Regions from separate parts of the Homo sapiens genome. Here region 2 is linked to region 1. A link is a loop called in an ENCODE intact Hi-C map of the cell type or tissue named here. Cell type or tissue: CD14-positive monocyte. All regions are shown on one strand. Links, peaks and the distances in the headings refer to the core of each region. The heading gives the core; the rest is flanking DNA.

Evidence for each region. Peaks named below come from ENCODE experiments on the same cell type or tissue, not always from the same donor. Only the 100,000 strongest peaks of a DNase experiment are listed, where the experiment ranks them.
Region 2: a loop joins it to region 1, with 2.0 times the contacts of the local background. A loop is called at or near these places in 2 of 110 quality-filtered maps.

What each region holds. Positions count from the first base shown.
Region 1 is chr10:13,906,191-13,914,526 of GRCh38, forward strand. The region is part of intron 2 of FRMD4A (FERM domain containing 4A); the gene reads right to left. Among named protein-coding and RNA genes, the nearest start is that of FRMD4A-AS2, 81 kb to the right of the region's middle. In CD14-positive monocyte, for the core only: no CTCF peak of the experiment used is centred there; DNase peaks (open chromatin) are centred at 3,501, 3,881 and 7,921; H3K4me3 peaks cover 1,000 bases; H3K27ac peaks cover 2,873 bases.
Region 2 is chr10:13,828,016-13,836,351 of GRCh38, forward strand. All of the region lies in intron 3 of FRMD4A (FERM domain containing 4A), which reads right to left. Among named protein-coding and RNA genes, the nearest start is that of FRMD4A-AS2, 160 kb to the right of the region's middle. In CD14-positive monocyte, for the core only: no CTCF peak of the experiment used is centred there; a DNase peak (open chromatin) is centred at 3,926; H3K4me3 peaks cover 894 bases; H3K27ac peaks cover 921 bases.

The sequences.
Region 1 (8,336 bases), core at 47-8,046:
TCTGCTCCTTCTCCCTGTGTGACTTTGAACAGGTCAGCCTGAATCTTCCAGAAGGGCCTTTTTTTATCTGTCTATATAGCAGGCTGAAACTGGTGTTTAATCCACTTTCCTGCCCAAAGACACAGAGTGCAATAACACAGTGGTCAGCAGTACAGGCTATGGTAGCTGACTCCTGAGGTTTGAACCACCAACCAACAGCTTACTAGTGGTGTAACTTTAGGCTAATGAGTTCTAACCTTTTCTTCATCTCAGATTCCTACTCATAGGCATGCTATGAGGGTTGCATTGTGTAATGTATAAAGAGGGAGTTTTTGGCACAGAGTACATGTTAAATAAAATATATGCTATGGTATTATTTCCATTATCAGCATCCACTAAGGGCGTGAAATCTGGCAGCTTTTGTCTGTATACAATACCGTCTTCTCCACTATGTTAGATGTCAATCCTTGGTTTGAGCCTCATAGGTAACTGCTGTGAGCTTTAATGAGACCCCGGGTGAATTACATCTTGTAAGTTAATCATAGGAAACAGTCTTGTCCTAAATAACTGTGCCCTACATTCCAATTCCATCCCTGTCCTCTGAGTGCACCAAGTGTATGCTCCTTGCCGAGATGTTCGCCCTGCTCGTGTGTGAATAACTTAGGAGTGAATTCAAATGCATTTAAATAGCCCACAACCTTTCAGCAATTGAGGGTGCACTGTTTGCCTTCCCATGGGAATGCCCGTCAGTCACATCTAAAGGTGCGTGCTCTGAACTTCAGCATTTACCCCTGAGGTGTTGCTGTGTCTCATCCTCAACTGTGTGGCGCAGTATTATCCACGCCCATAGGTCAACTTCTGGTTCCTTCTACCTTCTCAGGCCCTTGCAGCCCTACGTCACTCAGCAAGTCAGTGACAACACTGCCGAAAAATGATGGAGAACCCATTTCATTCCATTTTTTAGGAGTTAGAACTAAAATTATATTTTACATCAGAAGGTAGTCTGTAGAGAAAAATAGAAAATGCACCTGAGTTGTCTAAGTGTGTTCTTACAAAGGAAATTCTTTTGGAAATGGTTATAACCTAAACTATGATCAGCTAATAATAACAGTAATAATAATAATATCTATTATCTGTTGGGCGGTGATGTGCATATTATGTACATTATCTATAATCTGCAGCAAGACTGCACAGCAGGTCTTGTTAATTCCAATTGTATAGATCCAGAAATCGAGGCTCAGGAACATTAAGTAACTTGCCAAAAGTCTATACCTAGAAAGTTGCAATGTTCAGTTCAAAGGGAAACCCACGGCGGGTCCCAGATCAGACAAAATGAAATGCCACAACCGCCGATTCTTACAATACTTACAGGCACCATGTGGCTGTTGTCTTATTTGTTGAGGGTTCAAGGCTTGTGTCAACACCTCCACCTGACAGACGAGGAAGTAGGCAGTAAGTTCCTGGCCTGCCCAATGGCTCCTAGTGACTCTGAGGGACATTCACAATGAGAATAGACAGCCTCTCACTTTAGGTGATGAGCGCTGTTCACTGAGAGCTGTCACCTGCCAGGATCAGTGGAAAGTTGCTGCTAGATCAAATATTTACACACTCATAAGTTGCTTCCTAGTATAGTGAGTTCCTCATAATACAAAAGTACCTAAAATTCTGGGTTTTTAAATTTTAAAGTCACTTAAAAAAAAAAAAAGCACAGATAGGCCGGGTGCAGTGGCTCACACCTGTAATGCCAGCACTTTGGGAGGCCGAGGCAGGCGGATCACCTGAGGTCAGGAGTTCACGACCAGCCTGGCCAACATGGTAAAACCCCGTCTCTACTAAAAATACAAAATTAGCCAGGCATGGTGGCGGGCACCTGTAATCCCAGCTACTCAGGAGGCTGAGGCAGGAGAATCGCTTGAACCCTGGAGGCAGAGGTTGCAGTGAGCCAAGATCGTGCCACTGCACTCCAGCCTGGACAAGAAGACGGAAACTCCATCTAAAAAAAAAAAAAAAAAAAAAAAAAAGGACAGAAAATATATTAGACTGCTATGTAACTACCATTAAAGTTAAACACTTTATCTTCTTTGCTTATTGAAAGCAAGAGAGAGAGAGCTTGCTAAAGCCATGCTTCTCATCCTTTTTCCTTCCCTCCCCATTCCCTCCCCAGAAGGTGATAGTCTCCTACAGTAGGTCTCTAGCATTCCCTATTTGTTTCTGTCCTTTGCATATGAATGTAGCATAAGCAGTATACACTGTTTTGTGTGTTTTTCAACTTTACAGAAATGCAGCTAGAACAGAGTTATCTTTTCCCAACTTATTTTCCATTCAACATCACATTTTTGAGATTTATCAATATGAGTGTTTTTGAATTTCATCCATTTATTGGATTCCATGGTGCAAATATACCACAGGATGTGTCTACGTTCTCCAGCTGAGAGACAAGTTACGTCTAAGTGTTCATTATTTACAAACAGCCAGGGCCTTTGCTCCTAGCGGTTCCTCTGCCTGCCAAGCTCCTCTTCCGGGAATTCATTCATTTGATGACCTTCTCAACATGTCCACTTAATTTGCTCCCTCTTCTTCCCATGTTTTTACTCAGTTATCAGTAGCATTGCCAGAGAAAAGACAGGAAATCCAGTTAAATTTGAATTTCAGATAAACAACAAGTTCATGTGTAGTATAAGTATACCCCCAAGTGCTATGTGGGATATACTTACCCTAACAAAAGATTCACTGATTATCTAAAATTTATGTGGGAATCTTATATTTGTATTTGTTAAATCTGCAACTCTAATTGTGACATTCTCAGTGAGGCCATCGCTGTACAGCCTAGTTACAGTTTTAGCCTCCTCCCCAACACTTCCTATTCTTTTTCACTCTCTTATTGTTTTTTCACAGCCCTTATCATCAGTTTTCCTGCAATGTATTTCCTTATTTATTTTGCTCATTACATATCTTTTTCCTCTGGAATGTAAGCCCTTTGCAGGCAGGATTTTTGTTTTGTCTTCTGCTATGTGAGACACAGTATGTGCTTAATAAATACTTGCCGAGCAAATGAATAAATGAATGAAAGGGTGCAAGGACTGCCTTTGTACATGTCTCCTTTGTAGTGTGTGAGATTTTCTCTAGGATAAACATTTGGAAGTAAAATTGCTTTCTGTAGGGTGTGTGTCTTTACTAGGTATTGCCAATTTGCTGTCTGAAGTAATTGAACAAATTTCCGTTCCCATCAGTAACGTATAAAAGTTCCCATTTCTTAACACCCACAGTACCTTTCTGTCTTTACCTTTGCAATTGCAATAATTTTGATTTTTGAGTCAACAGTTGAGACCAGCATGGAAACATAAGATAACCACAAATGAATTCAAAATAAACAGTAATTATGAATGCAAAAGGTGTCAGATGTTCTTAGGTGCTTATTTAAAAGATGAGTTAATTATTATGGATGTACGAACAATTCTAAACCATGGTGTCTCTTGTGTAATAAAATAAACAGAAATTGCCCAAACTTAACACTGTCGCAATGCCATTTAAAAACTCATAATAAAAAATTTTGAAGAAAAACCATTTTATTTATTTTGCAACTAAAAAGGAGGAAGTCTTGCCTAAGAAAACTAAAATGAAAACCCAAACGCAAGTGGTGGAGAGTTCTTTAAGATCTGCTTCAGAATTGCCAGAAACATGCAACTCATGTCAAAAGAGAAAATTTGAAAAAGTCCTTTGTTATAGACATGGCCAATCTCTTTTAAGTCCAAAAGACGAGTTTGAGGTATATAAAAAAGCACTGTAATTAAAGGATACAAAAACATGGCCTATTTTAATGTGTTCTTAATACATTCTTGGACAGCCATGAAATATGTTGTGAAACATTGTAAAAAATGGCCACTATCTCTCACTCCTTCCTGTTTCACGGCTTTGTAATGTGACTGTGAAGTGATGTCTAGAAGTGAAATCTGTTTTTCTTCCACTTGAATCTGGGCTGGTCTTCTGGTTTGTCTTGGCCAATAAAATGCAGGAGTGATAATATGCTAGTTCAAAATTTAAGTCTCCAAAGGACTTTGATGCTTCAATTTGATCTCTTGGAAGACTGCCTAGCTGCCATGTGAACAAGCCTGGTCTAACCTGCTGGAAGATGAGAGCAGGTGGATCAAAGCTGAGGCAGCCTAGTTATCTCAGCCCAGGCCTCAGAGAGGGGAGAGAACCCAGCTGACATCAGCAGTGTCATCCACTTGACTTGCAACTGACCACAGATGCATGAGGGAGAGGAGAACTGCCTTGCTGAGCCCCGCCTGGATTACCAACATATGCAATCATGAGCTACATAAATGCTGGTTATTTTAAGCTATTATATTTTGCGATGGTTTGTTACTTAGCGATGGTTAACTGGGACACAGGCTAACTTGGTTCTTCACCCTGCAGAAAGCAGATTTGTTAATTTCTTCATTTACTTTTCTTTTGCTAAATGTATGCTGATGAAAATTGTTGAATATGTTTTAATTTGCAAAGGATTTGATGGGAAAATAACTGATAAAGATTTTTTTTCCACAAATATGTGAGTGTTTTATTGAGCACAATATCAACTGGAACCAATAAACAATTATGCACACAGCTGGCACCCAGCAATGACACACAGCTGCACTGGAACATTTTGCCCCGTGCATGTACCAGAAACCACGGCATCATTCACCAACACCATCCTGTTAAGCCTCTGGGAGTTTCATGAAAAAAAAAAAAAAAAAAAAAAAAAAAAAAAAAAAAAAGTCTAGTGGTTTGAAAACTTGTCTTTTAAGGGAAATTATTAAGAAAATGAAAACTGCCTCTGAAATTTGACTTCAAAATTGTATTCTAGGTATATCCTTTTCCTTCTCAGCCAGGGAAAGTGCTATGTGGAGTTTTCAAACTCATAGATGAATTACTAGTTTTCTTCAAGGAGAACAAATACAAACAAATAAAAATCCTGACTACAGCTTTGAAAAATCCAAATAAATAACATTAATCATGAAGAGTGGCTCACAAATCTTTTTTCAAAGCTGAATTTCCACAGTCTACCAGGGCAAAAGAAAGCTAGGAATGTTTTTTCCTGCACATGATAAGATCATTTCCAAAAAAGTAAAGCTCTGCAAATGAATGCAAATGTTGATGGTGAACAATTAATCTTTTGTAACCTCAAGTTCAGTTCATATTATGAAAATTATAGTGTTGGGGTAAAAATATAGAAAACAGCCTCCATTATCTCACTTCACTAAAACGGTTTTAGATACTCAAGAATCTAAAAGAGATTGACTAGCAAATCAGAGTTCATTCAGTTCACCACCTGCAAGGAAATGCATTTTTTGACATTTTCACCTGCAGAAGCCTAAAAACGGGCCATAGTTTTGTTGTACCTCAAGGAATCTCTTTTTATTTTTATTTTGGAGACAGAGTCTTGCTCTGTTGCCCCAGCTGGAGTGCATGGCACAATCTCAGCTCACTGCAACCTCCGCCTCCCGGGTTCAAGCGATTCTCATGCCTCAGCCTCCTGAGTAGCTGGGACTACAGGCACGTGCCACCTCGCCTGGCTAATTTTTTGTATTTTAGTAGGGACTGGGTTTCACTGTGTTACCTAGGGTGGTCTCGAACTGCTGAGCTCAGGTAATCCACCTGCCTCGGCCTCCCAAACCGCTAGGATTAGAGGTATGAGCCACTGTGCCTGGCCTCAAGGAATCTCTTTAGTGATTCTGCTGGACAAGCATACAAAGCAAAGAGAAAATCCTTTTACTCTGTGCCCACATATTTATGGGGTCTAGGTCCTCAAAATACTGAAGCACCCAAACAGAGAAGAGAAAGTTTCTAGAAACTGAATCTGACAGCTACAGCTTTCTTCCCTTTTCTTTAATGCAACCCAGTTTCCCAAAATGAATATGCACAATCCAAATGCTTCTCATTTTTGTTTTTCCTTTATTTTTCCTAACAGTAAATATTTTAACTTTGACAATGAACCCTTTATATTATAGAAAAGAATGCAAAGTTTACAAGGAATGTAAGATAAACAATGAGACTAAAAAGCAGCTTCCTACAGTAGCAGTGTTGGGGACAACAGCAGGGATCAGGGCCCTTGTGCACTGCTGGTGGGACTGTGACATGGTGTAGCTACTTTGGAAAACAGCCTGGCAGTTCCTCAAAATGTTAAACACAGAGGGACCATGTGACCCATGCCTGGGTATATAACCAAGAGAAATGGAAACATATATCCACAGAAACTTGCACATGAATGTTCATAGTGACATTACACATAATAGGCAAAAGCAGGAAGAAACTAAATGTCCATCCGCTGATGAACAGATAAGCAAAATGTGATGTATCCACATAATAGAATTTTTTTTTTTTTTTTTTTTTTTTTTGAGATGGAGTCTCGCTCTGTCGCCCAGGCTAGAGTGCAGTGGCGCGATCTCGGCTCACTGCAAGCTCCGCCTCCCGAGTTCACGCCGTTTTCCTGCCTCAGCCTCCTGAGTAGCTGGGACTACAGGCGCCACCACCATGCCCGGCTAATTTTTTTTGTATTTTTAGTAGAGACGGGGTTTCACCGTGTTAGCCAGGATGGTCTCGATCTCCTGACTTTGTGATCCGCCTGCCTAGAATATTATTTGGCTGGGCGTGGTGGCTCACACCTGTAATCCCAGCAGTTTGGGAGGCTGAGGCGGGTAGATCACCTGAGGTCAGGAGTTCGAGACCATCCTGACCAACATGGTGAAACCCCATATCTACTAAAAATACAAAATTAGCTGGGTGTGGTGGTGTGTGCCTGTAATCCTAGCTACTCCGGAGGTTGAGGCAGGAGAACCTCTTGAACTCGGGAGGCAGAGTTTGCAGTGAGCTGAGGTCACACCATTGCACCGTAGCCTGGGTAAGAAGAGTAAAACTCCATTTAAAAAAAAAAAAAAAAAGGATATTATTCAGAAAAGAAATGAAGTGCTGATACATGCCCCAACATGGATGAACCTTGGACACATTATGCTAACTGAAACAAATCACTTACAAAAGACCACATATTGTCTGAGTCCACTGATATGAAATGTGCAGAATAGACAAATCTATACACAGAAAAAGTAAATCAGTATTTTCCTAGGGACAAAGGGATGGAGTTAATGTGTGTGGGGATGATAGCTTATGAGTACAGGATCTCTTTTTGGGGTGGTAAAGATGTTGTAAAATTGGGGCAATGGTTGCATGACTGTGAATATACTACAAATCACTGAATTGCGTACTTTAATAGATGAATTGTATGGTTTGTGAATTAGATCTCAATAATAACAATAAACATAAGCATCCTGCTTTCATTAGGCCACCATCCCCAGGCTTCAGGCCACGTCTTTTGATCTTCTCTGCCATTAGGGTCTTTGGTGCTAAAGGGATGGGAGACATTCACATAAGGGTCCAGCCACATCTCCTGAGGCACGTGATCCGCCTTCATTCATATGACAAACATCTACTGAGCTCCTGCAACATGCCAGGACCTCAGTAGATGGGGTATCCTTAGTAACTGTATCCTTAGTACTAGTAGATGGGGTATCCTTAGTAAATGGGGTATCCTTAGTCACTTAGTAACTAGGACTAGTACTAAGGATACAGTTAGTGAACAAAATAGACTCCCAAAGTCCCTGTCCCTGTACTGCTGAAGTTGGCATTCTGGTGGGGGAGTTTGACAATGAACAAATACTAAATAAGTACATAGACTATCAGGCGGATATGAGCTGTAGCTCAGGATAGAGGACGGGGAGACGCAGAGGCCTCTAAGAGACAACCATAGTGACTGGGGGAAGAGCTGGGAGGTGAACTTGGCTAGCAGGTGAGGCTTGACTGCCTGTGGACCAACACCCCTCTCCCTCCCTGGAAAGGAAGCAGCTGAGGTCAAAGCCCTGGGCAGTCATTCAGCTGTGGCCTCTGCTCAAGAAGAGGAAGGCGCGGGCAGATGCCTTCTGTTGTCTAAAGCCAGGGATGCATGTTGGCCTAATTTCCTCTTTGGGAGGATTACAGGGCAGAGTATGCTGTGGTTTCAGTGAAACATTTTACAAAGTTTCTCATGATCTACTCAAGGTCAAGATGAAAACGTATACTCTTATCATAGGCAGACTTCTAATGGGTAAAATAACCATATACAAGGAATGTCAATTTCTGAAATAATATATCAAGTTATGAATAACGTATCCAATATGCTGATGATGAGTACTAGCAGTAATACTACTACCAACACTATGATAAATTAATATTATTAACAAGGTCAATAATCAGTGGCATTCAATATTATTAACAATAATAACAGCCGAATTCTAATAAGAGCTTCATTGATCTCTGTGAACCACAGGCCTTTTATTTTTATGTAC
Region 2 (8,336 bases), core at 207-8,206, 78 kb before region 1:
CTGCTCATGGCGGGGCTCTCAGAGTGCTCCAAGCTCCAGCAGGCCTCGTCTGAGGCACTGTCCTACCACATTTCCATCTTTTTTTCTAAATCCATGCCTTTTCAAGGATGGCAACATCTTGAAAGCAGGGATGGTATTATCCACATCTCTTTTTTTCTTATTTCTGTACATTGAAGTGGTACAAGTGCAGTTTTGCTACATGGATATACTATGCAGTGGCAAAGTCTGGGCTTTTAGTGTATCCATCACCCAAATAGCATCCGTTGTACCCATTAGGTCATTTCTCATCCCTCACCCCCTCCCACACTTTCATGTCACCAATGTCTATTATTCCACACTCCACGTCCACGTGTGCACTTTAAGTGAGAACATGTGTATTTGGCTTTTTGTTTTTGAGCTATTTCACTTAATGACTTCCAGTTCCATCCACGTTGCTGCAAAAAACATGATTTCATTCTTTTTGATGGCTGAATACTATTCCATTGTATATGTATACCATGTTTTCTTCTTTCTTTCTTTCTTTTTTTTTTTTTTGAGACGGAGTTTCACTCTTGTTGCCCAGGCTGGAGTGCAATGGCACCATCTTGGCTCACTGCAACCTCCGCCTCCTGGGTTCAAGCAATTCTCCTGCCTCATACTCTCGAGTAGCTGGGATTATAGGCATGTGCCACCATGCCTGGCTAATTTTGTATTTTTAGTAGAGACAGGGTTTCTCCATGTTGGTCAGGCTGCTCTTGAACTTCTGACCTCAGGTGATCCGCCCGCCTTGGCCTCGCAAAGTGCTGGGATTACAGGCGTGAGCCACTGCACCAGGCCACCACGTTTTCTTTATCCAAGTGTCCATTGATGGACACTTAAGTGGATTCCATGTCTTTACTATTGTGAATAGTGCTGTGATAAACATACAAGTGCAGGTATCTTTTTGATATAATGATTTATCTTCCTTTGAGTAGATACCCAGTAATGGGACTGCTGGGTCAAATGGTTCTTTGGTTTTTAGTTCTCTGAGAAATCTCCATACTGTTTTCCATAGACGTTGCATGAATTTGCATTCCTACCAACAGTGTATAAGCATTCCCCTTTCTCCACATCCAAGCCTCACCCAAATGGTGAGTGTTAAATGATGGCCTGGATGGATCAATGAATGAAGGAGTGAATGGTGAGGTGGAATAGGATTTTAGCAGGAGAAGCTTTCACATTGATAAACAAAACGAAAAACATTCTTCCGGCAGGGCATGGTGGCTCACACCTCTAATCCCAGCACTTTGGGGGTCCGAGGCAGGAAGACTCCTTGAGGCCAGGAATTCGAGACCAGCCTGGGCAACAAAGTGAGACCCCATCTCCACAAAAAATAAAAAAATTAGCTGGGTGTGGTGCCGTGTGCCTGTGGTCCCAGCACAGGAGTTTGAGGCTGCTGTGAGCCATGATTGTGCCACTGCACTCCAGCCTGGGCAACAGAGTGAGGTCCCATCTCAAAAAAAGGCAAAAAGCAAAAACCAGTGTTCCCTTGAGTTCTGTTCCCACGTCCAAGCCCTTCTCAATCTTCACAGGAGCCTTCAGTGACTTCATATGTCCTGCTGGTTCTAACTCCTGCTCAATTCAATGCTTCCTAATGCTAGGGATGCCTTCTCTCTCAGTAGGTTTCAGGGCTGTCTTTCACCACTGGAAACCTCTATTTGTAGATATGGGTGCAGCCTAGGTCCATCACCTTTAGCCCCAACCACCCTTAGTAAGTGGAGCTGAACATGTGCAGGGAAGACCCATCTGTGGGAATTCAGGAGAGCCAGGAGAAAGGCATGGATCCCCATCTTTGCTTCTGTCACCTGCCTGACTCTTCTTGCCATAAGTGTTTCACCAAAATAAATCGGGGGCCTGGCCAGGCCACTGGAAACACTGACCTTGAAGACTTTTCAGGAAATGATTTGCATGCAGTGCAGAAGACCTCTGACCCCTTCCTGTCGCTGGCACCTGATCGGATCCTAGCAGTGACCTCACCTGGGGATTTGACTGTGTGCTTCCCCACATGCCCTAGCTCTCTCTCTCTCTCTTCCTTTCTCTTAGCCTTACATGTTCTCTCTGGAGGAGATAACGCGCTTTACATTCATAACAGTGTGTCAGTCTGCAGAGAGAGAAATCATCTAAGGCCATGACCTCACTGCCACAAGTGTCACTGACTGCCAGGCAGAGCATCCATCGGGCAGGGCGCTGTCCCTCCTCGGCCCTCCTTCCCTCCATTTGCAGGAGGAAGGGTCACTACCATCCAGGTCACAGGCACAAAAGAGATTTTGTTGTCTGGGCTGCTGCTTTTCCAGCCCCTCTGACAGACTCCAGAAGGAGTCAAGGAATTGGGAAGGCGACAGCGTTAGAACAAGAAGGTGAAAAAACAGCAAGCATGCATCTTTCTCCCAGAGCTTCTCCAAAGCCAAACTATAGACTCTGAATGAGCCCTGAGCCAAGATGAGAGGTCAAGGTTCTTGTCCTGACTGTGGGCCACAGAGTTCTATGGTTTTAACAGAGAAGGTGGGATCCATAGCCCACTTCCAGTGGCTCCCTTTAACCAGTGCTGCCCCCTGCAGAACCAGCACAAGGCGACACGTTAATGTAACCCCAGCATTGCCATTGAAGGCTTTATGGGAGGCCTTGCCCTACTTACCAGAGAAAGCAAAGCGGGAGGTGTAGAGAAATGGGAAGCCTGACCATGTATGTTCATGTTCCATGTCACGCAGCATCCCTGTGTGTGTGTATGTGTGCACAGGAGTACTTGGTGTCATAAGTTTTGCTTATTATTATTAGAGACAGAGTCTCGCTCTGTCACCCAGGCAGGAGTTCAATGGCACATTCTCGGCTCACTGCAACCTCTGCCTCCCGGGTTCAAGTGATTCTCATGCCTCAGCCTCCCAAGTAGCTGGGATTACAGGCACCCACCACCAGGCCTGGCTAATTTTTGTATTTTTGGTAGAGACAGGGTTTTGCCATGTTGGCCAGGCTGGTCTTGAGCTCCTGACCTCAAGTGATCCACCTGCCTTGGCCTCCCAAAGTGCTAGGATTATAGGTGTGAGCCACCATGCCTGGCCAATTTTGCTTTTTAGAAATCACTCCAGACCTGACACTTCTTAGCTAGACAAAGAGGCACACACACACAGAGAGGCAGGACGCTCACTTCTACAGTCCCTGTGGAGTTTTAGACCAAACGCAATGCCTCTGACCTTCTTTGGATGACATCAACTTTACCGGTCTTCATCTGGGGACCTGGGCATCAAATCCCAGCCTGAAGATCCCAGGATTGGCCAGGTATGGTGGTGTATACCTGAGGTCTCAGCACTTTGGGAAGTTGAGGCAGGAGGATTGCTTGAGCGTAGGAGTTTGAGGCCTGCAGTGAGCTATGATTGCACCACTGCACTCTACCCTAGGTGACAGAGCAAGGTCCTGTCTCTAAAACAAATAAAATAAGAACTTAAGATTGCTGTTAGGAAACAAGAAGGCTTTGAAGTCACAGACTTGGACTGGCATTAAGGTTTTCTGAACTGTTGTGGGATCAGGACCCAGTAGCTTCACTTCCCAGAGTTTCAGCTTCTTTTCTGTAAAGTGGACATCATATCTCCAACTTTCTGGACACCATGGAGTTAAATAAGATGGTGTATGGGACATGTAACTCAGTTCTTGACACATAATTATTACTTACTGCTTGTTAATTCCTTCCACACGTCCACTGTGCATTTCCCTTCCCCATGCCAACCTCTTAACAACATCCTCATTACATCCTTATCCTGCTTCCTTTTTGGGTAGGAGATCTCCCAGTTGCCATTGTCTGGGAACACCCAGGCATTCACCGGGGGAGAGGCTGAGCTACTCCAAAATGGAGACAGTGCTGGGTGGACTCCTGCCTCTATCAGAATTCATCCAGGCCAAGAGCTCAGGGCTTTTTTAGCCAAACAACAGCAATCTCCTGCTGGCACGTAATCTTCAAGACTTTCACTTCCTCTGTCAGAGTGGAGGGAAAAATCAAACAGAACAAAAGCAAAATGAAAACCCTGGCCTGGACTTCCATTCTAATGTGCATGAGTGAGGTGGGCTCTGATGATCAATTACACCAGCAGAACCAATGAATTACACCAAGAGAACCGAGTTGCCGGCCCAGCTCACCGGGGGTGAACTCAGACACTGCTTTTCCTGCCTGCTTTCGGCTGCTCCCTCTCGGCCACTCTTCCAAGCTGCATCCCAAGCTGTCCTTTCTAGCTGCTTGATTGAAGTGCCTTTCCCGTGTGTCCACAGCAATACCAGCATCAAGGATTGTCCACTGCCCTCTTAGGATTCCTTCCTCCAAACAGACCCTCGTGCTTCGTCCAGAGTGAGAGGTTTCAGAACAGGAAGCAGGAGGTCTGTGCGGAAATGTCACCTGGATCTTCTAAATTAGTGATTTCAGCCTTGCGAGCACATTAGAATCAGCGGGGCAGTTTAAAAAGCCAGAGATGCCTGGGGCACCCTCGGGATTCCGACTTGATTGGTCTTGGGTGGGTCGAGGAATCTGTGGATTCTTTTTTCTTTTTCTTTATTTAGAGAAAGGGTCTCACTCTGTCACTCAGGCTGAAGTACAGTGGTACAATTATAGCTCACAGCAACCTTGAACTCTTGGGATCCTGCTAGGAAGCTGGGAATGGCCTAGATCTCCAAGCACACCCCTAGGGGACTAGAGGGTGAGGCCTGCAGGCCAGGGGGTAGGTGGGAGTGATCCTCCCACCTCAGCCTCCGAAGTAGCTGGGACTAGAGGTGAATGCCACCACACCCGGCTAATTTTTAAATTTTTTATAGAGACAGGGTCTTGCTATGTTGCCCAGACTGGTCTTGAACTCCTAGCCTCAAGCAATCCTCCCACCTCAGCCTCCTAAAGTGGGAATCGGTTGATTCTAATGAGTGCAACTAGGAATGAGCATCTGGAAAGAATCACTGTGTTGTGGGGAAATGCATATTTGCGATGTAATTAGAATGCTGATGCCTTTCCGTGTACAGTCTGCCTTCACACATATGTCTCCCTGGATTCAGAACAGTATTTATCGAGCACCCACTCGTGCTGGGTAGGGTGATGGGTGCCATGGATCTGCCATAGGAAGCCATGGTCCCTGACTGTATTAGACTGTTCTCACATTGCCAATAAAGACATACCTGAGACTGGGTAATTTATAAAGAAAAAGAGGTTTAATGGACTCACAGTTCCATATGGCTGGGGAGGCCTCACAATCATGGTGGAAGAGCAAGAGAAGTCTTACATGGTGGCAGGCAAGAGAGAGCTTGTGCAGGGGAACTCCCATTTATAAAACCATCAGATCTCATGAGATTTACTTACTACCATGAGAACAGTATGGGGGAAACCGTCCCCAGGATGCAATTATCTCCACCTGTCCCTGTCCTTGACACATGGGAATTATTACAATTCAAGGTGAGATTTGGGTGGGAACACAGCCAAACCATATCACCAACCTTCAGGAGCTCACAGAGTGGCCACATAACTCCTGACATTCATGGGGCATCTGCCCTGTGCCCGGTGGTTAAGGGCCCAGATTTGGGAGCTCCTTACTGACTGTGTGGCTTCAGGCAGGTTAAATGAACCTGTCAATACAATATCAGTACCTGCTTCATTGGAGCGTTGTGAGGATCAAAAGCCTTCTAACAGAGAAAGCCCTTAGAACAATGCCTAGCATCTCGTAAGTCTTTACAAGAGCCCACTAATCTATACAGAATTGCAGTTAATCATCTCAACAACACTATGAGGCAGATGTTATTGTTATGATCATTCCCATATTAAAGGTCACCCGGCTATGACATAGTGGAGCTGGGCCTCAAAGCCAGGTAGTCTGACCCAGAGGCAGGGTCTGGGCGCTTAAAAGTTAAGTCCAAAGTGGGTGCAGAAGGAGACATGTCCTCCTCCTTGGGAATGTGTAAGCTGATTTGAAAAACACCAAGCAGGCCAGGCGCAGTGGCTCACGCCTGTAATCCCAGGACTTTGGGAGGCCACGGGGGAGGTGGGTGGATCACCTGAGATCAGGAGTACAAAACCAGCCTGGCCAACATGGCGAAACCCTGTCTCTACTAAAAATATAAAAATTAGCTGGGCACGGTGGTGGGTGACTGTAATTCCAGCTACTTGGGAGGCTGAGGCAGGAGAATCGCTTGAACTTGGGAGGTGGAGGTTGCAGTGGGCTGAGATTGTACCCTTGCACTCCAGCCTGGGCAACAGAGTAAGACTCCATCTCAGAAAACAACAACAACAACAAAACAAAACAAAAACCACCACCAACAACAAAACAAAACAAAACCAAACCAAAAAAACAAGCAGCCAGGCAGCCTAACCAGTTCTCCTAAGAAACCGGTCTCTGGACACAAATTAGTCCCGTCTTCCCTAAAATAAAACCCGGCCTGCAGACATGAGCACAGTCCTTTGTGCTCTTCTCCAGGAGGGAGAAAAATGGTGAGATATCAAGCCCCTTCCCCCGGAGGCTTCTTGGAGTTCCTCTAAGTATTAATCTCTGAATAGTCAAAGGATACCAGAATTTGAAAGCCTGACGTTAGAAAGAAAACTTTTGAAGAACTGACTTCATCCCTCGGGGCAGAGGGAAGACGAAATTGATGCGTCTGAAATTTCTGGTCCAGAGAGTCATCTTCAGCATTACAAAGCACGTCAGGAGAACAAGGCACGGGGCTCCACAGGGGGTGAACAGGGAACTGAGACCAGCCTGTGTTGCCATGGGACACATTTCCAGGAAGGCTATTAACAGTGGGTGATTTAAATGAGCGAGAGACAGAGGCACATGGCTTTTTAAGCTGACAGGGTTAACATTTCCCCTCTTGACTACACAAGACCTCATTCTTACCTCCGAAATTCTTCTCTGCCCAGTTTTTCCCTTTGTCCCACTTTAGCAAATGGACTTCCAGACAATCAGATAATTCCCCGTGATAGCAGCGTGCACGGAAAACATGTCATGATGATATCATCTATCTAAGACCCAAGAGTGAGGCTGCCAGGGGGTGGCCGGAGATGGAGGTCATTAGGATGCATAGAAAGAAATATGCTTTCTTATCCTTTTCAAAATGCATTCATTCAGCACAGCGGCAAGTGTAATGGTTAAGAGGAGGGCTTTGATGGCCGCCGAACTTGGCTTTGAGCCCAGTTACTTCACTCGTGGAGCTGTGTGAACCTCAGCAACCTACTTAACTCTTTGTGCCTCAGTTTCCTCAACAGTAGCATGGAGATAACAACAGTTTATCCTACGGTTGTCCTCAAGAATTAGTGAAAACTTACAAGGGTAATGGTTGTATGCCTGGCATGTAAACAGTCATCATTTTATATGTGGTTATATACCTTTACATATAGTTCTATAGTCCTTATATATTATTACTGGAATCTACAACCCCCAGGGCCACGGACCAGTACAGGAACCGGGCTCCACAGCAGGCGGTGAGTCGCAGGAGAGTGAGTGAAGCTTCATCTGTATTTATAGCAGCTCCCCATCGCGCATTATTGCCTGAGTTCCACCTCCCTTCAGATCAGTGGTGGCATTAGATACTCATAGGAGTATGAACCCTATTGTGAACTGTGCATGCGAGCTATCTGGGTTGTGTGCTCCATCAGGTGTCTAATGCCTGATGATGTGTCACTGTCTCCCATCACCCCCAGATGGGACAGTCTAGTTGCAAGAAAATAAGTTCAGGGCTCCCACTGATAGGACATTATGGTAAGTTGTAGAATTATTTCATTAGATACTACAATATAATAATAGAAATAAAGTGCACAAGAAATGTAATGTGCTTGAATCATCCCCAAACCATCCCCCTCCCCCTTTCACCAGTCTGGAAAAATTGTCTTCCTTCAAACAGGTCCCTGGTGCCAAAAAGGTTGGGGACCATTGTATTATTATTTTTATTCATTAATTCACTAAGTATTTAGAGAGTGTCTACTATGAGCCTGGCACTAAACACTTCAGCAGAGAATTCAAGATTTTGTTTTTGAGATGGAGTCTTACTCTGTTGCCCAGGCTGGAGTGCAGTGGCACGATCTCAGCTCACTGCAGCCTCTGCCTCCCGGGTTCAAGGGATTCTCCTGCTTCAGCCTCCTGAGTAGCTGGGACTACACGTGTGAGCTACCACACCTGGCTAATTTCTGTATTTGTAGTAGAGACGGGGTTTTGCCATGTTGGCCAGGCTGGTCTTGAACTCCTGACCTCAGGTGATCCACCTGCTTTGGCCTCCCAAAGTGCTGGGATTACAGGTGTGAGCCAAAGCACCGGGCCAGGATTTTGGTTATTCTTTAAGGGATGGACATCAGTCTGTCTTGGAAGAAACTC